2 separate regions of the Homo sapiens genome follow, and region 1 is linked to region 2. Evidence: chromatin loops called from intact Hi-C (ENCODE). Cell type or tissue: endothelial cell of umbilical vein. All regions are shown on one strand. Links, peaks and the distances in the headings refer to the core of each region. The heading gives the core; the rest is flanking DNA.

Region 1 (12,268 bases), core at 1,379-9,378, 190 kb before region 2:
AAGCTTCCATGCTCTAAGACCCTAGGACGTCCATGGATGGCAGAATTAGTATTCAGAAGAGCAAGGAGTGGGCTGGATTTTTCCTTGGCTTTACCACCTTTCTCTATGTCCCTTTATTGAAAATTCCACTCTATCACACCCCCAACTCAAATTCCTTATGCTTTAATTTGGCTGCCCCAAGAACAAGCCTAAGAGGCATAAGAATAATGCAAGTCATTGAATCAGTAGAATCAGTCAAGAAGATCAGCTTCCACAAGCTTCCAGTACAAATAGTACCCTTCAGAAGACTTTAAGCTCTTTGCTCCGTAATAATACTACATTACAGGTATACTTATTTCCAGTTTACAGAAAATTTTAACAATCCCATGTGAAAAAATAGAACATGAATTGTTACCCCCATTTTTACAGAGAAGAAAATGAAGTCTTGGAGAGGTTAAACAACCACTCAAGAATGCACCAATGGTAAATGTGCCACTGGGACTTGAAGCTAAGACTCTGATTCTGTCCAGTAATGCATCTGATTTGGCATTCACCAATGAACCTACAGCCAAACGGGCCATCACTGGAGAAGTCCAACTGCTACTTGAAAAGCCTAATCCATGGATTAACAGATTCCAATGAGTTAGAACATCAAAGGGTAGAATAGGATATATTTCCACAATCTGGGAACATTCCAAATAGAGAAACTGGATTCTTATTTATCCATTATTGATGCAAGTCCTTAACTCCTTCCTGTATCCATGGGACCTTTTGCAATCCTTCACACTAGAGACAGAATACACTCTCCTGCTCCATTAATGATAGGCAATGGAAAGGTGATCTGCTTCATCCAATGAAATGTTAGCAAGTGTGATGCAAGCAAAGACTAGAAATTGACTTACTTGGTTGTGCTTGTCCTCTTGTGCTCCTATTATCTGCCCACAGTAGCTCACTGAACCAAGGGAAATGAGAAACATGTGCATAGATCTAAACTTAACTCACTGCTTTGAGACAAGCACATCTGAGCCGAGCCTAGATCATCCAGCATGCAGCCAACTGCTGACACATGAGCAAGAAAGAACATATATTGTTATTTGAAGCTATTGAGTTTGGGGCTGACTTGTTTTACAGCAATAGCTGACTAATACACTTGCTATATTTCTTTCATCTTCCTACTTCCACTTCAATGCAAATGGACTCTGCCCCTTGTTATTATTACTGTCTGTTTCTTTCCAGGCAGCAAATCACCACCTCTTTTGATGTCCTAAATTATCAGCAGTCTCAATATCAAGATCTACATAGTCATTAATTTACAAAAAGCTATTATTAGGAAGTGAGATGGTAGTAAAAATAAGGTAGGTGAAGTTATACCCACAAAATAGAATATCGGGGTGCCAGATCAATATTTAATAAATGGTTGAAAACTTCAAACATTTAAAGATTATTTTGTGGTTAACAAGTTAGAGAAAACACATTGCCATTAGACGACATTTCTTATGTGCTTCTTTACATAGTGACCTGGTGCTTGATGTGCTGTGAAGACAGGATGCTCATCGCCTTATAGTTTATCGATAAACACAGGCAATACAGAGGCAGGCAGCTAGTAGAAAATATAGATAGGTGTTGGATAAATTGATAATAAAAGGGTAAGATTAAGTGTTTTGTTTGGTCTTATTTTACCATTTCAGATTTGCTTGATTATTAATTTCCAAAGCCCCAGAAAACCCAATTCTCCTGCATTCCTAGAAATCGTGGCAGGTTTCCATCTATAGAAAATTACATGCTTTTCTAGGTGTTTCAGAGGTTTAAGTTGCTTAGTTCTTTAAGAAACTGCTCCAAGCTGGGGTGAGGGGAGAAGAGTGTACCAGTATCAACCCACTTACACAAAGAAGGACTTGACTATTCATCAGGTATCTAGGGACAATTTCCTGAAGATGATGGAAAGAAGACAGTGCCTAACACTTGGATGGTAAGCACTTCAACAGTATTTACTAAATTAAAGAAGGGAGGAAAATAGGAACTAGTCCTGCCTTACCCATCTTTCCATTCCTTCCGCTTTGTGTTTTCATCTCAGTTTTGTCAGATCCATTTCTCTGGCCTCTCCAACTCTCAAAGTTCCAGCCCTGTGATTCAGCCATCGCAACTCTCCCAAAGTGTTCATTGATCACATTTCCTCCCTAGTCATTGGCACAGTGCTTCTTTCATATTTGATTCTTGACACCTGCAGGTTTTCCATTTTGGCTCTCAACTTTTTTTATTATACCCCAGTGGGCTTTGTTTTGTACATATCCCCCACCCTGAGTGTAGCCTCAGAAAGGTGGACTTTGGTTCTCAATTATAAGAATATATATATTCTTTCTAATAGCATCATGCTGGGCACTGTAGTATCCAATCCTATAGTGCTTACAAGGCACTTTATTCCACACTAACTCATCTGACCCTCACAATGGTGTTCTCAGTTGGATAGGATGACCCTAACTGTTCAAATGGGGACTCAGAGTACAAAGGAGGTCACAGAGTTGGTATATAGAGAAACCAAGACACAAACCCAGTTTTCCTGTCTCTAACTCTGGGAATTATTTCTTTGCATCATGCTATTTTAAAAAGTACTAGCACTGCTGAAATTCTTGGACTTTCTTTATAATACACAACCTTAGAAGAGAAAGTAAATCATTGCTAAGGAAAGGAACTTTTCTTAGCTCAAAAAACAGCCTCAAGAGGACTGAACCTCTTAGAATGCTCGTCTTTGCCCAGATGATCACCAGCCACACTCCAACATATTGATACAGATTTTATGATTTTATAATTTTGGGTTCAGTTGGCAGGACTCACTCTTCCAAAAATAGCTTTGGCCTTAATGGGTAGGATGAGCTGCATTACAAAGGCCCTCAACTCCATAAAATTTGGCATCCAGCCAAGCCTTCAAAGGTGACTAAAGAAGAAATATCAAGAAAGACCAGAGGTTGGTACTGCCTTGTGAACCTCTCAACATCTATTGGAACTTATCAATTTTATAGATATTCACATTCCAAAGCAAGGAGCATTTGAGCTTTTAGAGAGATTAGAAGACCCTAAAAAGTGCATCTCGCTCAAAAGGTGTCCAGCTTGTCCAGTGGTCATTGTCCAATCTGATTCCATTTCAAAATCATTTCCATATAACCAGCTTGATGGTGAGATTCTTGAAAAGTTCTAGACCAGGAGGAGGAAATGAGGGTTTGGTTCCTGGCTGTGCCACTAACCGACTGCATGAAGTTAAGCAAATTATGGGGCCTATTCCAACCTCGTTCTTTTTACAGGTCTGACACCTACAACGTGTCAGACACTGGGAATAGAACAGTCCACAAGACAAAGTCCTTGCTCTAAGGGAACTTACCTTCTAGGGAAGATATATGATAAACCAATACATAAATATATAATAAGGACATGAAAGCAATAGAGAACAAAAGTGCTGTGAAAAAGATGCTGTTTTGGATAGGATGGTCTTTTGAGCAGTGAAATAAAATAAATATCTGAGGGAATAGAGTTCCAGGTGGAGGGGACAGCAGGAAGGCCATGAAGTTGGGGTGCACCTGGCATCTTCAAGGAACAGGGAGAAGGCCAGTACTTCTGGAGCAGAGGGAACAGCCGGGAGAATGGAAGGCAAGGAGGTGAGCGATAACAGGGGCCCAATCCTGGAGGGTCTTTTAGCTTTGGTAATGACTTTGGATGGGAAGGCAGTGGGGGAATCTGAGCAGATGAGGGTATGAACTGACTTAGGTTCCCTGAATGTGACCTTGGCTGCTGTATGAAGGACGGGCAGCCATTTCCTCATCTGATAGCAAACTGGTATGGACCAGAGAAACGAGAAGCTTCCCACTGCCACTCTAAGAGCTGAGATTCCGAGTCATATGTTTTACTGAACAAATTACTGCCCATCTTGGTTGAAGCCCATCGGGGCCTGAGCTAAGTCTTTGATCCCAGAGGCCAAGGCAGCACCATTCCTCGCCATTAGCCCATGGCTAGTGACCCGGGAGGTACAAAGTCAATCCTAGCTACAGCAGGAACTCCTGCAGAACCTGTGACCCTCATAGCCAGGGGGTCTCAAACCAGCGGGATACATCTCAGAGTGGCTTTGCTGCGACGTACCTTTGGGTAGTTTGAGACTGAAATGACTCTAGTCACTACTTTTCATTTCCATCCTTTCTTCCCTAAAGGTCAACTGGAAAGGCAGCCGGCTGAGAGAACTCGATCTCTGTCCAGCAGAGATTATTTTGTGGACGCTCAAGGTTCTGAGAGCTTACTTCCTTTTTCTGGGTCACCTGCTTGGTGTGAATTCATCCAAAATCATCCGTTTATTTTTAGAGCTATAAATTATATCTGCATTTCTACTCTCCTGCAGAAATTCAAGCTCAGAGCTTGGGCAGGGGCCCTGTGTTTGAGGCACAGAGACTGGCAAAGCGTCTTGCCTCCCACCTCTTCTGAAGTGAGGCCTCTGCGCTACTGTGTCCCAGCCCTTCAAAAATCCTGAGTCATTTCACTGTTTCTGTTTCTCCCCTTTCCCCAGCAAGCTTCCTGATGCAAAGGAACACCGGAGCGGGGCGATTGCCTCCCTAGAGCTGGGCCGGCCACCCCCACCCCTCGGGCTGCTAAAGCAGCGGGCCGGGCGGAAGGTCGGGGAGCCAGAGCCCAGGGAAGAGCAGAAGGCGCGGGGGGGCGGGGGGGGCACCCAGGAGGGAGGACGGGGCAGCGGTGAGGGTGTAGACGGGAGGGAATCTGTCCGGTGCCGCAGTGAGTTGGGTGGCGGTGATTTGTTCGCGGGCGCAGGCTGGGAGGCGGGGTTCCTGACTCACTGCGGCACTGGCAGGGCTGGTGACAGCACCACCCCCGCGCCGCCTGCAATCTGCCACCGCTGCCACCGAGCCGAGGGGCGCCAGCAAGGCATCCCCTGGGTCAAGGGGCCTCCCGTGGGCTTTCCAAACAGCCTGTGCTCATTTCCGCGGGAGCCCTCGGGGCGCTGTGCTGTGGCTGCATTGTCACTGTTTGTTTATTTCTACATCTGCTCTGTTAGAAGATAGGCTCGCTTAGGACAGAGCCTTCTAATCCACCCCCTGATGAATTCGGGCCCTCGCCTTTGGCACAATGCCTGGCGTCATCACAACGCGGGTGATCAGTAAACGGCAGCGAAGGAAGCGGGGTCAGGACTGGAGAGGAGAGGGGGAGGAAGACAGACGACCGGAGAGGAACAAAAATGGAAGGTAACTTGAGCTTTCATAACTGCAGAAGTGCAAAACAGCTCCCTGTGTGATATAGGAAGTAAAACCGTAGAGATGGGACTTGGCTGGCCTGCCCTTCACACACTTTAGACATTAACCCAAAGTTCATGCTCCTGCCATGACAGTGATGGTGGACAGGAGGGAAGAAAATGACAAGGAGGAAAGGAGGTGTCTTTTGCTCTTAAAAATGAGAAGGGTCATAAACAATCCATCGGCTGCAAACCACGAGTTGCCCCCAAAGCAAAGCAGGTTAGTGGCTGCTGCCGCCTCATCATAGCTTCAGAACCCACAGAGCCTGGAGGACTGTCAAACATTATCTAATATCCCATTCTACAGAAGAGAAAACTGAGGTTGAGGCAGGAACGCAGACAGGAATCAAGGTTTTGGGGTTGGGATTTGCAATCCATTACTTTGCCTCCTGCATCCACTGCTTTTCCCTGGGCATTCTCTTCTTCCGGTTTCTTGGAAGTTAAAATTGCGAGAGAAGCAACACAGAGTGGTTTTCCCAGGGCCTCGACCTCGGTAAGGGAAGACGTGGAATTCCGAGTGTGGAGACCCAGACAGCCTCCGAAACCCCCACGCAACCCTGGGCGTTCAGCAGCTGCCAATGCCCGCCTGACAAGTTTCTGGGGCATCTCTGCACACGGAGAGGTGTGTCTCCTGCAGCTCCAAAAACAGATTTTGCCATCTCATCCCCATATTTGCAGTCTCCAGTTGGCTTCTTGTGATTGGCCAGAACTTTTCCTCACTGGAGAGATGAGGAGAATCCAGTCCTCCAACCAGCTGAGAGAAAACACTGCAGTAGCAGAGATAGCAATGGCTGTTCCACCCCACACTGATACGATGTCAGGGAGCCAGGGGTGGGCTCAACAGGCTGAATGATGCCAGGGACTCCCAAGGGTCTATACATTTAACCCTGGAGGAAGTGGCCTCTGACCAGGTACCTAACCTTCTGTACTTCTCGTTCTGTAATTGGGGGCATCAGAGTGTATTCTTTGGCTTTCTGGAAAAAAAGATTTCTCAAATTTTAATTTCGGAAGTTTCCATCAGGACTGGCAGCTGTGTACACAGAAGGAGGTTGCTAATGTATTTCAGATTGGGGGCAATTACAGCTTCCCACCTACCCACCCCAATCTATTCCCAGATCACTGCACCACACTGACTCTTGGCCTCCTCTAGAGTTGGAAACTCTACCTGAGAGATGCACTCCTTTAAACTAACATAAAACCTAAACTAACAAAACCATAGCACTTCAAGGTATCCTTAGGGTAAGGTTTAATGACCTATTAATATCTCTAACACAGCAATTCTCTTGCTTGGCTATTCACTAGAAGCACTTGGAGAATTTAAAATAACACTGATGCCCAGGCCATACCTCAGACCATACCTCTAGAGGTGTTTTCTAAAAGCTCCCCCAGGTGACTATAACAACAGTAAGACTGAAAACCTCTGCTCTCGTGGGAGCTGCTAGTTTGCTGGTCAGCATCTGTTCTCCCTTCCACTAATAGCACCTGATGTTCCTTTGGAAACCCCACTCTTTCTTGGTCCACTTGATTGAGTTACACTAACCCCATCATCACCTCCCATTTACTTTTTTCAGGGAATAGCAGGCTACCAGTTTGGCCCCTTTGCATTTTTCCATTCCCCTGAAAGAAGTAATTGGTTCAGGCAGAAGATGTGATACAAGGGGGTCCAATGAAAATCAGTCTCAAGACTGGCTGAAACTATTGGGAAGGGAAAGATCTGTTTCTGCTGCAGTTATTTAGGAGAAAACATGGGAGCCTTGAGCTTCCAGCAGGCATTTTGCCACCACATGGAGAAAATCTGCTTGTAAATTAAGGCAACATAGAGGAAAAGAGATTATTCATAGAGTGAAAAAGACTGAAATCTAATTAATACCACTTCTGAAGCCAGATACTTCCAGTAACAGATATTAAATCCCCCTTTTCACCCAAGAAAACTTTGAACTGAGTTTTCTATGATATGCCGCATCATAGCAGAGTTAATCTGTTGCTTTAAAATGCAGAGAATAGAGTTCTAATCTAATATGACAGCAAACAAGCAAGCTTCAACATTCCTGGTCAAAGATTCCAGATAGCTAAAGACAAGTGGGTGCTGTCCATCTTCAAGGATAATGGCTTTCAGTGGAGAAGGGTGAGGAAACTGAAGACAGCAATGTTCTACTACATGTTTTTTTCAGTTAGTATCAAGAGTTATTGGTAGCTTAGCCTTTGCTAAATATGAAAGAGCTTAAGAAGTAAAGAGGTTCCAACCATAGGAACCTCTTTTAACCGTAACTATAAGAGCTTTTATAATAGCTCTTATAGGTTTTTATAGTAGCTCTTATAGGTTTTAACCATAACTGTAAGAGCTTTTATAATAGCTAATATAGCAGTGATGTATAGGAAGTACACAGAAGCACACAACAGACCATCAAGACAATGCATTGGATGTTTCAGATTCCCTTCTTGGTCACGGGAGATTCCCTGGAAAATGTGCCCTCTGTCTGAAAGTGCAAGTGAAGCCAAAGTAATTGATTGGCTGCATTTTAGATTTGAAAGTTTTTCCATGAACAATTGCCATGTAACAAGCTACCCCTAAATTTGGTAACTTAAAAAATGATGTGTTTGACTTGTCTTTGTATAGACTTGGATAGCTTTTCTGGGCTTACCTGGGATCTGCAATTGGCTTCTGGTCAGCTAAGTGGCTCTGTGTCTGAACTTGGCTGGCTCTTGGCTGGGGCAATGGGAGTGATGAGCTAATGTATCTGTCAACCCTTCAGAGCCTAGCCTGGGCTTATTCACATGGGGGAGGCAGGGTTCCAAGAGTGAGAGCAAAATTGCACAAGGTCTCTTGAGATTCGGACTCAGAACTTGCTCACTGTCATCCTGCCACATTCTATTTGTCAAAGTGTGTCACAACCCCATTTTTTTTTTTTTTTTTTGAGACAGAGTCTTGCTCTGTCACCCAGGCTGGAGTGCAGTGGCTCAATGTCAGCTCACTGCAACCTCCACCTCCAAGGTTCAAGCGATTCTGCTGCCTCAGCCTCCTCGGTAGCTGGAACCACAGGTGTGTGCCACCACACCCGGCTAATTTTTGTATTTTTAGTAGTGGTGGGGTTTCACCTTGTTGGCCAGGCTGGTCTCAAACTGCTGACCTCAGGTAATCCACCCGCCTCGGCCTCCCAAAGTGCTGGGATTAGAGGCATGAGCCACAACGCCCGGCCACAACCCCGCTTCTTGATGGAAGGAGCTGCAAAGTCACATTGCAGAGCACCAGTAAGAGCTCAGAGATCATTTAGCCCAATCCTCCCCATTTAACAGATGAGAAACTACAGACACCGAGCTTACCCAAGTCCCCATTTGATTAAATAAATTATATAGGATTATGCTGCCTTCCACACTGATACTCTGTCCACACTGATGTTTTGTCCACTATATCTCCTTTTTCCAAGTTATTTCCCATACGATGTAGCTCATGTCCATTATCATAAGATCTCTGCGAAGTGGTTAGGCAGAAATTGCCTAAATGTGCTACCTAACAATGGAAGAAACTGATACTCTTCTTCTCAAATTCGCCCATCAAATATATAGGAATTCTTTTCCAGGAATGGGCACTGGAGTCACAACAGAAAGCAGGGCAGACATAGATCTTATCTGTACAGAACATAGAGTTTACCATTTAAGTGGTGTCACTGGGACTTCAACCAAGACTGTATGATTCCTCCTCTGGATGTACTTTTCACCCACAGTGGTTGTTATGGTTCCCTGAAGGCTAGTTCGTCTATCAAAGCCAGTTGTTTGTATTTGTGACGGGGCAATCCATATTAATTTACAGGGTTCTCAGCCTCCCCTCATCCCCTTCTCTTCTCCTTGTGAATGAGAATGCTCTGTTTGATCACTCAACTTTGTGTATTCCCCACTGTCTTTACTGGGTAAGGTCCCAGGATTTGTGGTGGTTGACTCTGAATAATGGGAAGATAAAGTTTAGAAGAATCAGGAAGAAAAAAGTAAGAGAATGAGACAGGAGAACCACATAAGATTGGGCAGCAAAAAAAGCTGGGGTGCAGAATAGAAAGGAAGGGATTTGTAGAATGAATAAAACTACAGGCCACATGAAAACTAGAGAGAAGAAAGAATGTTTTAAAATACTGTACTGAGTTATGAACTGAATCTCTTATTTTTCTTCCAGATACAGAAGTGAAGTTTGATCTATTTTTTATTTTTATTACTATCGGCCACTAACTTAGTTGGTTTTTAATGTAACACTTTGGCAGGCCTAAACCACATGCAAACTGGGTAGTTATCTGGAGCAAATTTAATTAAGAATCATTATGTCCCCTGAAAGGACAACCAGAGTTTGTGCCTTCTCTAAATACTTGGTCCAAATCAAAACATCAATTGTCCTTTTCTTAATGAAAAAAAAAAAACCTCAACTCCATACTTTATTCTGGTTTCATTGATTTTTCCCGAATAACATTTTTTCTGTTTCAACATCCTAATTGGGATACCACATTGTATTGGTTTGTCATGTCTTCCTAACTCCTCTGGACTGTGGCAGTTTTTCAAACTCTCCTTTTTTGGGGTAACCACAAAAGTTTTGAGGAGAGCTAGTCAGGTGAAATGCCTTTCAATTGGATTTTTCTAAATTTTTCTTTTCATAGTTACACTTGAGTTATTGTCTTCCCACAGAGAAAAGACCACAGAGGCAAAATGGCATTTTAAACACATGATATCAAGTGTGCATATCATCAACGTGACTTATGACCAATGACGTTAACCTCGACCATCTGGCTAATGTGCTGTTTGCCAACTTCTCCACTGTAAAGTTGCTTCTTTCTCCCTTTCCATCCTGTATTCTTTGGAATCAAGATGCTAATTGTAGCCCACACTTAAGGAGTGGGGAGTTCTGTCTTTAACCATAGTGAAGAATTTTATTTACTGGAATTTCATTTAAAGTTGGAGTGGGAAGGAGGATGATTCTCAGAAGAACAATAGTGTAAAGAACAGAAGAACAATACTGTAAAGCATAAGGGGTGAGGGAGTTCCCATATTATAAGCATGATGGGCAGAAATATTGCAGAGTAGGGAATGAAGAAATGGGAAGCCACATGCTGGTGAAAGGAAGGTTTGGAAAAAGAGAGAAAATTTAGCAGTTGTTCTCACTGAAAAATTTTGTGAAGAGATACCTAGAGAGAATGTTGTGAATGTTTTCTGAGCAACTCACTGTGAGAAGCCCCTATACTACATCTTTGAGAAAACTTACAGTAAAGATTTACATTCATCTTCTAGGTACCAGAAACTACACTGTTATCTTGTCCAGGCAAAAACTGGTCCACAAGAGAGTCCTATCATATTTGGGTTGTACCAGCAAACAATAAGTTGGGCTGGGTCTAGATCTGAAATGAAAGATCTGTAATCCAAAGACCAGATCAAGCATATTGTTTAATTTCTTCAACCTCAAGGAACTTATAAAATTGCTTATAGTAGCAGATTTTTGCAATGGCATCCATTAGTTCCACAGCAGTTTCCCATTATTTATCTAAACATGCAAGGGGTAGAGTGGCTAATAGTGGGATCTTTGGACTGTCTTGAAGATTGGACTCTTTTGTTAATTTTGTATTCCTCGATTATTGCTTATACATATATTGTACTCCATTGTGACTCATATTTTTTGGTCATTACTTTTTACTTACATATAACCCATAACGTTTTTTATGTATGTTTCTACTGCAGAGAGAAAGATTATTCCCCCACTCAATACCTATTAACTGATTGGCTGCTTTATGGTTGCTATTTCCATTCTGCACACTTGTGTTGAAAGATAAAGCTTCGATAACTTACAAGGAGCAGTTTAGCAAGTTGAAAGAAACTAGATGTAGGATCCATGTGTTTCCACAAAGGATATGCAGGCTTCAACTAGAAAGATGATTTAAGTGTTTAGGGAAGAAATAAGCATGTTCTAACAAGAGTTTTGCAGTCAGCAAAACAAGGTATGTGGTAAATAGGTCCTATCTTGGGAATTGCCAGAGCCCAGAGCTTGTGCTGTTGGCCCATCCAAGGAAACCAGTTAAATTAACTGTCTGGAAGGCATCCACAGAGATCCTTGGCTGGGAGGCAGAAGCAGGACATGGAACAGGTGCCCCTTTCCACTATTCCTGGGCACAAAGTCTCATTTCCAGCACACGCTGTGGCAGCAGGAGATGCAGTAAATCAACCAAGCTTCATTTCATCTCAGAAGTCCTCTGTGTACTAATAATGCAGGGAAACTTAGCTCATGAAGGAAAGAAAAAATAAATAAATGCTGACGGTTGTTAGAGCTAGTCCCAGTGATAAGCCTGGAACAGGCAAATATTCTTAGTGATTCAGACAATTACTATTAAACAGAGGCCAGTTTCCAAGTGACGTTGTGGTGCCAAACACAGCTTTTATCATTTTTGATGAGATTTTTATGATGCTTGTTATCTGCCAATATTATTAATGTTGTTAATGACATAAAAAAATTAGCATTTGCCACCTGTGTGCCAGAAGGCAGGCCTTCTTCCTTCTTTGGTCTTTGTTCTCACTAGTTTCATAGGCCATCTTTGCTTTGAGAAGGAGCAAAGTTGTCAGCCTAGACCTTGTTTGAGTTCTTGTCTGAAATATACTGGTCACCTAAGTGCATAATTCAAAGAAGCCTCCAGCTTGGTAGCTCCTGGGCCTCAGTCCTTCAATTTGCCTTTTAAGACTGCTGGGAAATAATAGCATTCAGTTAGCTGTTACTCTCACATTAGAAAAGTAAAATGAAGTATTCCACAGAAAAAAAATAAAATATTTTGTTTCAACATCAAAATCTTAAGTGGGATTGGATATGAACCCTAGAAGAAGACCATCTCTGGGAAATCCCTATTGCAAGGACAGAAGCAATAAGATTCTTAGCCAGAAAGAAGCGATCCTTGGGCCAAATGCAGTGCTGCCCCCAGTGGTCTGGATAGCAATGCTCTGTGAGACCAGCAGCTTTCAGTCTTGGGAAGAACTCAAATCTCCATCAGATAAAAA
Region 2 (12,268 bases), core at 2,252-10,251:
CTTCCCAAGGTGGGACAGTCCACAATATTTAGATTTCCTAAGCCAGTTTCTGGAATTCTTTACGTAAAAGGCATGGTTACATGTTATGAAAGCGCGGAAGAACGGCTGTTTTCTTTGTGTGACTAAAGCCTTGGGATTCGTGGGCATATCACCAGCGAGTGGTGTGGGTTTTGTGATCAGTGGAACTAGAGAAAAAGAAAAAAAAATATGTGAAGGAGGAGCTGCATCCCATTCCTATTCTATCTCAGAAATAAGTTAAAGCAGTACCAGCTCAAGTTAACTTCCTTTGACAAAATGTGGGAAGCAACTATATTCTACCAATGCTTAAAACAAAAAATAAAAACAATTATTTTTTCAGGGTGTCTAAATTAAGGCATTGAACTGAGGAAGGTTGGATTACCTACAAGTACAATAAACAGTTCTTGTACTTGAGGAGTTAAAATTCTAGGCAGGGAGAAATGACATTAACATGGCACTAAGCAGAATGAAGGATAAATAAGGGGTAAAAGAGTAAGTGAAGCACTATTGCAAGGCAGCTCTTGAGTACATTAATAAATGAATTCTATAAACAGTAAATGCCAATGAATAATGACTCCAGGTTTGGGAAATTAAGAAAGTGTTTACAGGAAGTTTCAGTACCAAGGTTGATTGGATTGAAACCTTTGTCAGGACAGCAAGAGGACATTGAAAGAAGCAGAAGTACGGGAGCAAAAATTTAAAGACAGGAAAGACAACGTGTGGTCCTGGGACGATTAGTTCACCCTTACTAGTGTTTTGGGTTTAAAACGAGCAACACAAAGCTAGTAATAGCAATATCCAAATTCCAAAGAATCTCATGTTTATTCATGATCTTTTCACTATGAGTAGACTGTGTTGATCTGTTAGCGAGTTTATTGTTTCAAAGGAGGAAAACATATTGAGGTCAGTTACAGAAATGGAATATTTGAAGTCGATGAATTCAAGGAAATATATTCAGGTCACCAATACCTTGTGCAGAAATAGATAAAAAGAAGAGGGTAAAAGTGCAAATTATTTACATTCTTGAAACCACAAAAGTGAACTGAGCCAAGAACACAGCTGGAATGTGACCCAGTGGGGTAGGGAGTCCCACAGAGCCTGAACACAAGCCCACTTAGGCTTCCTTGGTTAAGACCTGAACTTCCCCATCTGATAATGGGAAAAAACACATCCAAAGGAAGTAAATAGTAATTACATGTGGAGCTAGTGGTTGTCTTTCTAGTTCCACCTTGGGATTGAGGTTACAAAAGATAACGTAGAGAGAAAACATTCTAAAGTTATTTATAATAGAGTTAAATTGAACTTAATTAAATGTTTGTTTGAGAGTTTATGGGCCCGAGTGGATTTCTCTCCCTGACCTTGGTCAAAGTCAGTCTATAATAAATCAAGTGTAGCATATCTACATGGTAGTGCATATTCCTTTTTTTTTTTTTTTTTTTTGAGATGGAGTCTCACTCTGTCAACCAGGCTGAAGTGCAGTGGCATGATCTTGGCTCACTGCAACTTCCACCTCCTGGGTTCAAGTGATTCTCCTGCCTCAGCCTCCTGAGTAGCTGGGACTACAGGCACTCGCCACCATGCCCGGCTAATTTTTGTATTTTTAGGAGAGATGGGGTTTCACCATATTGGCTAGGCTGGTCTTGAATTCCTGACCTCGTGATCTGCCTTCCTCGGCCTCCTAAAGTGCTGGGATTACAGGCATGAGCCACTGTGCCCAGCCAGCAGTGCATATTCTATTGGTATTGCTACCTGAAGGAAGCTGGGAAATGGCAGGCTTATTCTTCTCTCCTTAGGATTATAGCCACTCCAACAGCCAGTGCACCCATAGAGAGCAGTGGGAAAAGCACAAAAGTCAATAGGAATGGCTAATCATTTCATTTAGCCTTTACAACACCAAGAGATAAGAAGAATAGACTTTATTGTTCCTATTTTACAGATGAGAAAACTGAGCTCCAGAAAGATTAAACAGTTTTAATAGTGATATCTCTTTTTAAAATCAAAGCATATAGGTGCTTTGATGCAAAACACAATGATATGAGCATTTCATAAATTAACATTTTTTCTATCTAGTTGATGAATATTTTCTTCTCTCTTTTTTAAAGGGTTTAAACATTTTCTTTTGAGGTTTGTTTTTTACTATTTTTGAGACAAGGTCTTGCTCTGTCACCCAGGCTGGGGTGCAGTGACGGCCATCTTGGCTCACTGAAGCCTTGACTTTCTGGGCTCAAGCGATCCTCCCAACTTAGCCTTCAGAGTAGGTGGGACTGCAGGCTCATGCCACCACACCCAACTATTTTTTTTTTTTTAATTCATTTTATAGAGACAAGGTCTCACTGGGCTGGTTTCAAACCAGCTTAGATTCAAGCAATCCTCCCACTTTGGCCTACCAAAGTGCTGAGATTACGGCATGAGCTACTGCACCAAGTCCCATAAATATTTTCTATGACGCTTGCTAAGGCTTTTTTCCTGTATATGGTGTGTTTAGGACTTGAACAAAGAGGTTTAATTCATTTCTCAGAAAGCTCAACACTTTTTTCACTCCTTCAAGTAATGTTTCATTTTGCTTTGTTTGATCAATAGTTCTTTTCTCATTTCTAATTTAATAAAGCACAACTCTTCTTCCCAGACAATGGAAAGCCTGAATCAACAATAACAATTTTTGTGGGCAGATTCCATGGGGAGGGATACAAAGTATCAAACTGCTATGTGAAGAATTGAATTTTATAACATTCTGGGAATCTGTGAAGGAAAAAATAAAGCCAACACAGGGTTTCTTGGCCATAAATTGTAAACATAGTGTTCTATAGTTGGGTGCCATTCTAACGGAGGCAGCCCTGGTACAGATGACAGTGTTACTAACAACTCTAATGGAAAACTTGCATTTGAGTCTCATCTCTACTGCTTACTAGGCATGTGGTGATAGATGGGACACTACACCTTAGTTGCATTTTCAACAAAATGAAGATAATAATACCTCCTTGAGATATTGCTAAAACTATATATAACACAACATCGCAATATCCACAGAGTCATCATCTCCTGACCACCAGCACCATAATCAGCAACATCTCATAATAAATCACAGGAGTGGTTATTAGGGAAAAAAGAGAAAAAGCCTATATCTTAATAATAATATACTAGTCATTCTAGATATTTGATCCTCTTTTATTTCCATCCAATTTCCAATTGACTCATTTACATTTATTTCACAACACTAAAAAGGAACTATTGAATGTTTGTTGGAAAGGCCTTTGGATTGCAAGTTAGTGATAGCCATTTCATTGTAAAGCAGAAACACAAAGGTTTATAGAACCTATGTGTAGTTTATATAGTCTTTTATGCTTCCACTGTATAAAAGAGTGATCAATATAAAATAGAACCATAGAAGCAATGGACTGTAGATAGAAGTTTGGAAAGCAAATAACTTGAACAAATTGGTTTTGGTGAAAAATAATGTACTCTGATTATCCTAACCCCAAAGTACACATCATCCCTAGAGTGCCACATGACCATCCTGGGCATTTCTTTTAGAATAATATAAGTGCCTAAGAAGCCTCAGGAACTTGGAATAAAATCAATTAGTATTTGCTGTAATTTCCATAGCATGTGTGACCCTTGGGTTGAAGAGTTAAAAAGAAATGTATGAAGCCTAGCCAAGAAGTCTACAGTGGAGGAAAAAGTATTTGTCTCAATTTTACTCCAGAAATTCTGTTCTTGAATGGGAATGTAGACAAGAATGAAGAAATTCATTGAATGAAAATACTAATTTATATCCGTGGCACTTAGTCAACTAATTTGTTTCAGGCTTTTAATAGTTGAAAATGTTGGACCAGCATTTATTTACTTTTGTTTTTTAGAGATGAGGTCTCACTATGTTGCCCAGGCTGTGCTCAAACTCCTAGGCTCAAGTGATCCTTCTGCCTCAGCCTCCCAAAGTGCTGGGATTATAGGCGTGAGCCACTGGTGCCTGGCCTAGATCAGCATTTCTAGAGTCCAACAGGAGTGTTAGTGTTTTAAAGAAGAACGTACCTTAATGGTTTTCAAATTCTTCAGGCAGCAAGTCTGGAAATCATGATGCTTTTTGTGGAATCTCATGAAATACTAATATATTTAACTCATATTGTGGCAGACTGGCTCCATGCTCATTACTCTTGTTTCTTTTCCTGGCACATGTGACAGCTCCACTTTCCAGCCTCCCTTGACCTTCAGTTGGAGCCATTTGACTGGAGTATGACCAATGGAGTATATATAGAGGTGCTGCTGACTGGACACATGACCAGATGCACCATCTCTTTTCCCCTTCTGTGGCAACCACAGAGGCCACACATTACAGAGCATAACATGAAGGAAGCACAGAAGCCTGAGTCGCTGCTTGAAGGAGAAACTCCCAGGGGGCCAAATAACCAGAAAATTCTACCTTGGATTTTGCTTAAATAAGAAATAAATCTTTATTGTGTTAATCCACTGAAATTTGGAGACGATTTATTACAGCATTTAGTGTTACTTACTGTGATGGTTAATTTTAGGTGTCAATTTGCCTGGATTAAAGAATACCTAGAAACCTGGTAAGGCATTTGTATTAGTTCATTCTCACACTGCTATAAAGATACTATCTTAGACTGGGTAATTTATTAAGAAAGGAGGTTTAAATGACTCACAGTTCTGCATGGCTGGGAAGGCCTCGGGAAAGTTACAATCATGGCGAAAGGCGAAGGGGAAGCAGGCACGTCTTACATGGTGGCAGGAGAGAGGGAAGAAGGGGGAAGTACCAGAAATTTATCAAACAACCAGATCTCGTGAGAACTCACTCACTACCACGAGAACAACATGGGGAAAACCACCCCCATGATCCAGTCATCTCCCACCAGGTCCCTCCCTCGACATGTGAGGTTTACAATTTGGATTACAATTTGAGATGAGATTTGGGTGGGCACCTAGCCAAACCATATCAGCATTGTTTCAGGATGCATCTGTGAGGATGTTTCCAGAAGAGATTAGCATGTGAGTCTGGATGAACTAGGTGGGGAAAGTGGTCTGGCATCATCCAATCTGCTGGGGGACGCCCCAGAGAACAAAAGCAGAAAAAAGGTGAATGTATCAACCTATCTGCTGGAGCTAGGATACACTCTTCCTCTCTTGTCCTTCAACAACATATATATATCTTCTTGACTCTGTCTCTCTGAAGAACTCTGATACACTTACTCTAACTCAGTGTTGTCAAATATAGCTTGAATATAGGCCTTCTGATATTGTAAATAAAGTTTTATGGCAACACTACCATGCCTGTTTGTCTGTGTATTTTCTATGGCTGCTTTTGCACTACAGTGACAGGGTTGAGTAGTTGCAGCAGAGATCTCATGGCACACAAAGCCTACAGTGTGTACCATGTGGCCTTTTAGGAAAAAATTTGCTTATCTCTGCTCTAATTAATATACCTATGAATGGTAATTTAGCTCCAAATTTTATATTTGGTTGTTTAAAATTTGTTTACATATTAATAAAATGTTGACTTAAATTAATAATTAGCATATTCTTACAATTTGCAAAAAAGAAAACTCTGACCATAGCACATGGTGGCAAGGCTATGAAACAATAGGGACCCCTATAGGCCACTATGGGTAAATTACATATAAATTAAAACAACTTTGTAAAATAAGCAATATCTTAAATGGATAAGTTATGGCATAGTTATAAAATGGGATACTGTACAGGCTGGGCTCATTGGCTCATACCTGTAGTCTCAACAGTTTGGGAGGCCAAGATGGGAGGATCACTTGAGCCCAAGAGTTAGAGATCAGCCTGGGTAACATAGTGAGTCCCCATTTCTACAAAAAATAATAAAAAAAAAAATTAGCTGGGTTTGGTGGCATGCACCTGTGGTCCCAGCTACTTGGGTGTCTACAGTGGGAGGATCCCTTGAGCCTGGGAGATAGAGGCAGCAGTGAGCTGTGATTGTATCATTGCACTCCAACCTGGGTGGCAGAGGAAGACTGTCTCAAAAAAAAAAAAAAAAAGGAATACTAGAATACTATACAGTAGTTAAAAAAAATGACCCACAGTTATATGCATCAACAGAAATAAATCTCACAAATATATGTTGACAAAATACAGCAAGTTGAAGAAAATTTCATACAATATATTACCTTTTAGGTAAAGTTTTAAAAGATGCATAAAATTCTGCATAATTTCTTAGGGATACAGTCATGTTTGAAGATAATTGCAGGGTAATATCAATCACCAAATTTAAGATAGTGGTTCCCAACCAAAATGCCCATGAATGATAGACTGGATAAAGAAAATGTAGCACATAGACACCATGGAATACTATACAGTCATAAAAAAAGATGAGTTCATGCCCTTTGCAGGGACATGGATGAAGCTGGAAACAATCATTCTCAGCAAACTAACACAGGAACAGAAAACCAAACAACCGCATGTTCTCACTCATAAATGGGAGTTGAACAATGAGAACATATGGACACAGGGAGGGGAACATCACACACTAGGGCCTGTCAGGGGGTGGGGGGTAGGGGAGGGATAGTATTAGGAGAAATACCTAATGTAGATGACGGGTTGATGGGTGTAGCAAACCACCATGGCACGTGTATACCTATGTAACAAACCTGCACGTTCTGTACATGTATCCCAGAACTTAAAGTACAATTTAAAAAAAGAATAAATAAATAAATAAATAAATAAGACAGTGGTTTCTCCAAAGGGAGGGAGTTGTAACTGGGGGAGAGAATACAAGAGTTTCAAATGTAAAGGTTAAATTCTACTTCTGAAGCTGGGTAGTGGGTACATGTTATATTACCCCTGTGCTATTCTTTATACTTTTTTGATTGTTTTTAAATGTCACCATAAATTTTATTTTATTAAAAAATAACATTTAGTACAATATAAATTGCTTTAAGTTTATAAAACAGAAATGTTCAATTAAATCAAACACTTGCTTGGTGGATTTGTTATCATGAGTAGACCATGAGCTCATCCAACTTTTAAAAACGAAAATACAAATGGAATTATTTGCATTCAACGGAAGGTGCTGCTATTTGGACCTTGGATTAACTCAGTCTATAAATAACCTCGAAAAAATAATAAACAACAGTCTTGAGATCTTATGCATTGATTCATAGTAGAGGTTATTTTGTAAAAAGGCTAAGATAACTTTGCCATAACCTAACTGTATACTCATACTACAAAAATAATTCAGTTGGCTTAGGTTCAAAATCCAGCCACAGTGTCGCTATTGTGCTGAAAGGTCTTTGCTTGTTGTTATTTCTCACTACTTCTGAAATCCATTACAACCCTTTGGTTATCTTCAGTGCTGTTGGTTCTGTCTAATTATTCCCTAGAGATAGACTAGAAAACACAGATATGAAAGTAAGGCTTGAGATTTTAATGACAGCAGGTTGGAGGTGGGCAGTGAAAGTGACTGACAAGTAGATGATCTTTCTGCATAGACTCTATGCCAAATAAGAAGGTCTACAGTCATAAACATTTATATATTGACAACTTTGGATATAATAATTCTAATAATAGCTTTATAGAGTTTTACAGAAACAGTAATTAATAGATCTTGATATTTCACTTCCTGCTGATGTCTTAGACCTGATTTTAACAGAACCTAAAAATAGTTTCTAATCTGAATTCATTAAATACACTCACACTTAATAGGAAAAGAACACTGAATAACACATTCAAGTGTCAGGATTTAAAAACTCAAGCCAAAAACCATTTGGTTAATCAGGACTTCTCTATTTATTTGTTTATTTATTCTCTATTTCCTAATCATTTAATATCTGACCCACAACACAAATGCAATGCAAAGAAGGCTCCTTAAATGGATTTTTATATAGATCTCAGAATTGCTTCTAATGGCAAAAATGGAAGACAGAACAAATGCAAACCTCCTTTCCCTGCTGCTTCTAAAATTCTGTTTTGGAGAAAGCATGTATTTTAGTAAAGCATAGGAAAGAGCTTGATTTCTTCCTTTGTGACAAATAAAATGGAATAAATACACATTTCTTCCTAACACCTTTTATATTCAAAGGATAAGCAGACTTCTAGAGGAACAAAATGATGTTATTAAATGAAATGCAAATGTTGAAAGAGTATATGCATTATATATCTTAGTGCAAAGCCTTCCGATGCTTGTCAGATCAATTCTGCAACCTCATTACACACTTACACATTTAGGGGATTTCTGCTTTAAATATTCTCACAGTTTTCAAACATTTTCAGCACCTTAGCAGGAAACTCAGAGGCCACTGAACCTGCTAAGGATAAACTTAATACTGGTTGATGCCGGAGCCCAGGTGAAGTCCTGTGCTCCAGAGAGCCTTTAAGAAGATGGTAGTTTATTAAAGTTATCAGACCTGGGGGAAGATGACAGTAATTGGGGGAGAAGATAATTCTTGCAGTTTGAAAGGAACAATCATTTCTTATCTTTGATGTTACAAACTCAGAGGTAATAAGGCAAGATTCATCTTTGCCAAGTTGACCACCAACCCTGAGTCACTAAGACCATGAGCCCTGTTAAAGATAAAAACCAACAAGTAAGGAAATTGATGTTATTCAGACTATCAAAACTAGGAGAAAACCCCACAGTGTCTTGGCAAGGTAGTTTGCCTTACACATTTTTTTTTTTCAGACAGAGTCTCACTCTGTTGCCCAGGCTGGCAGTGGCATGATCTCAGCTTACTGCAACCTCCGCCTCCCAAGTTCAAGCGATTCTCCTGCCTCAGCCTCCTGCGTAGCTAGGACTACAGGCGCGTGCCACCAAGCCCAGCTAGTTTTTTATATTTTTAGTAGAGACAGGATTTCACTGCGTTAGCCAGGATGGCCTCAATCTCCTGACCTCATGATCATCCTGCCTCGGCCTCCCAAAGTGCTGGGATTACAGGTGTGAGCCACCATGCCCGGCCTGCCTTACACTTTCATAGGGAGGTGTAGACACGTTATAAATGGGGTGATTTACAGTTAGGTTATTTTGCAATTAGGAAAATTCTCTGTTAGCCGAAAAGAAAATGTTTATCTCTATGTCTAGCTATATTCAAGGGTACAGGTAGTTCTAATCTCAGATAATCATTCATGAGACAAACAAAAGAGAGGTGGAGGGTCTGTCTCTGGCCTTTGAGCAGGTTCAAGCCAAAGAAGAAAGGTCTATATTTGGCCTTGTCACAGGTGAACAAGGGAGGCCTCCATGCAAGTGTGATAGGAGTCATCAGAAAGTGGACAGCCAATCTGACCTAACTCTATGAGGGAGGATGGCTCTTTGCCATAAACCTTTTCCTGGAACAAAAAAGAGTTGGGGGGGATTTTGGATGACAAAATGTTGTGAGGATTTCTTAACTGTGCTGTTTTATGGGAGCACAGGGCTCAGGTCAAGTTCAACAATGTCAACTCATTTACTCATCTGCTTATCCATCTACACCAAATTGCCCACCTTACCTGGGAACAAAACTAGTTCTCTATTGTCACATTCAATCTTGTCTAATCAACCTTGTCTGATCAGCAGCAACATATCAGAATTACCAAAAGTCAATACTGAAAAGGCCAGACTTCCAATGTTAGTCAGCATTTATTTATACCAAGGTAAGCTCCTAAAATTTATACATAAATTAAATGCTTATAGAATAATTTGGAGGTCTCATGGAATAATGATTACAAGTCTGTGCTCTGCTGTCAGTCTTTCTCTGAATTTGCTCTTTGCAGAACTTTCTATGTCCCTGTTTCCTCATCTCTAAAGTGAGGATATTGCTCTCCCATCCTTACATGGTCATAATGAGGATTAATTTTGATAATGTGTCTAAAACGGCACTTGTCAAACTTTAATGTGTTTCAGAACCCCATTGGCATCTGGTTAAACTGAAGTTTCTGAGTCCACCTGTCTGGGGTGAGGCGTGAGGCTATGCATTTCTAGCAAGCTCCCAGTTGATGGCTATGCTGCTAATGTCCAGACCACACTTTGAATAGCAAGAATCTAAAGCCTCAATCACACTGCCTAGCACACAGCCAGTGGTTAATCAATAGGTGTTATTGGTATTAGATTATACACCTGTGCATAAAATGAGGCCAATAAAGCCTTCTGTAAGGTACATACACCCTGTGTCTTTGCCTTATGTGTGGCCATACATGTGATTACAAAGTAATGAGACATACAAACTGCATGTGAAAGTCACCCTGATTTTGCTGTCTCAAGTTCTGCTCAGTGTTACACTCTGCTAGAATTGAGTATACTTTCTCAGCTAACTCTTCAATGCCTCACTAATTAACTTTTAGTCTGAACATTACTCATTAAATTGTGAGCCCCTTAAACTGCTCTCTGAAAGTTCAGAAATGATCAAATCAATACACCTGGTGTTACAAAAGAAGATTGGTCAAGGAGGAACAAGAAAGGCTATCGAGTGCTGTGAAACTCACAGAACAGTGAGCCAGGCATTTCTCTTCTGAAACTCAGAGCTTACTTTCAAAGTGGGATGACTTAAAAGGTAAAGAGAGGCTCATAGTTCAACTGAGAGGATCTCTATGGATATAAGACAGAGGGACAACTTCAAATATCTAAACTGAAAAATTACATGACTGTGCATGGAGATGTGTTTTAAAAAGCCCTGTGGAATTCACATGCACTGCTGGTGGGAGTATAAATTGGTACAACCACTTTGGAAAACTCTTTGGTAGTACTAGGTTGGTACGAAAGTAATTGCGGTTTTTGCATTATGGGAATTTGCCATTTGATATTGGAATACATTCTTAAATAAATGTGGTTATATTATACATCATTTTAATGGGCATTTCTCTCTTTATACTTTTTTGCTAATGACTTATTACTTGCTGTTTAGTTTATGTTTATTTTAGACTATGGAAATGATGTTAGACAAAAAGCAAATTCAAGGGATTTTCTTATTTGAGTTCAAAATGGGTGGGTCATAAAGCAGCAGAGACAACTCGCAACATCAGCAACGCGTTTGGCCCAGGAACTGCTAACGAACGTACAGTACAGTGGTGGTTCAAAAAGCTTTGCAAAGGAGATGAGAGCCTTGAAGATGAGGAGCATAGTGGCTGACCATCGGAAATTTACAACAACCAATTGAGAGCAATCTTCAAAGCTGATCCTCTTACAATTACACGGGAAGTTGGCAAATAACTCAACATCGACCTTTCTAGGGCATTTGAAACAAATTAGAAAGGTGAAAAAGCTCAATAAGTGGATGCCTCATGAGCTGACCAAAAATTTAAAAAATCATCATTTTGAACTGTTGTTTTATTCTATGCAACAACAATGAATTTCTCAATCAGATTGTGATGTGCGATGAGTAGTGAATTGCATACGACAACCAGTGACGACCAGCTCAGTGGTTGGACCAAGAAGAAGCTCCAAAGCACTTCCCAAAACCAAACTTGCACCAAAAAAAAGGCCATGGTCACTGTTTGGTGGTCTGCTGCCGGTCTGATCCACTACAGCTTTCTGAATCCCGGCGAAACCATTACATCTGAGAAGTATGCTCAGCAAATTGATGAGATGCACCAAAAACTGCAGTGCCTGCAGCCAGCAATGGTCAACAGAAAGGGCCCAATTCTTCTCCAGGGCAATGCCCAACTGCAGGTCTCACAACAAATGCATCAAAAGTTTAACAAACTGGGCTACAAAGTTTTCCCTCATCCACTATATTCACCTGACCTCTCGCCAACCAGCTACCACTTCTTCCAGCATCTTGACAACTTTTTGCAGGGAAAATGCTTCCACTACCAGCAGGATGCAGAACATGCTTTCCAAGAGTTTGTCAAATCCCGAAGCATGGATTTTTATGCTACAGGAATAAAAGAAACTTATTTCTCATTGGCAAAAATGTGTTGGTTATAATGGTTCCTATTTTGATTAATAAAGATGTGTTTGAGGCTAGTTATAATGATTTAAAATCCACGGCCCAAAACCACAATTACTTTTGCACCAACCTAATATCTACTAAAGCTGAACATGCACATGCCCAGTGACCCACCTATGGAATCCTACTCCTAGGTATCCAACAGGAATGCATATGCATGTTCACCAAGGGACAGGTACAGAAATGCTTAAACAGTACTAGTCATGATAGCCCAGACTGGCCACAAGCCAAATGACCACTCATTAGAGAATGGTTAAGTGGCATATCATACAATAAAGTATTACACACCAATACAAACTGTTGAACTACAATGTATCACAATAATGTGGCTGAATCTCATGAATATGTTAGGCATAAGAAGC

What was found. Peaks named below come from ENCODE experiments on the same cell type or tissue, not always from the same donor. Only the 100,000 strongest peaks of a DNase experiment are listed, where the experiment ranks them.
Region 1: it touches region 2 in a loop (7-fold over the local background); 2 of 110 quality-filtered maps call a loop at or near these places.

What each region holds. Positions count from the first base shown.
Region 1 is chr20:10,167,574-10,179,841 of GRCh38, forward strand. All of the region lies in intron 2 of SNAP25-AS1 (SNAP25 antisense RNA 1), which reads right to left. LOC105372524 (a long non-coding RNA gene) reads left to right here and starts at 4,856. Exons shown (of 4, transcript NR_187933.1): 1 at 4,856-5,213. In endothelial cell of umbilical vein, for the core only: no CTCF peak of the experiment used is centred there; no DNase peak of the experiment used is centred there; H3K4me3 peaks cover 885 bases; H3K27me3 peaks cover 1,160 bases.
Region 2 is chr20:10,352,558-10,364,825 of GRCh38, forward strand. No RefSeq gene overlaps it. Among named protein-coding and RNA genes, the nearest start is that of MKKS, 76 kb to the right of the region's middle. In endothelial cell of umbilical vein, for the core only: a CTCF peak has its summit at 5,630; DNase peaks (open chromatin) are centred at 4,964 and 7,194; H3K27ac peaks cover 1,577 bases.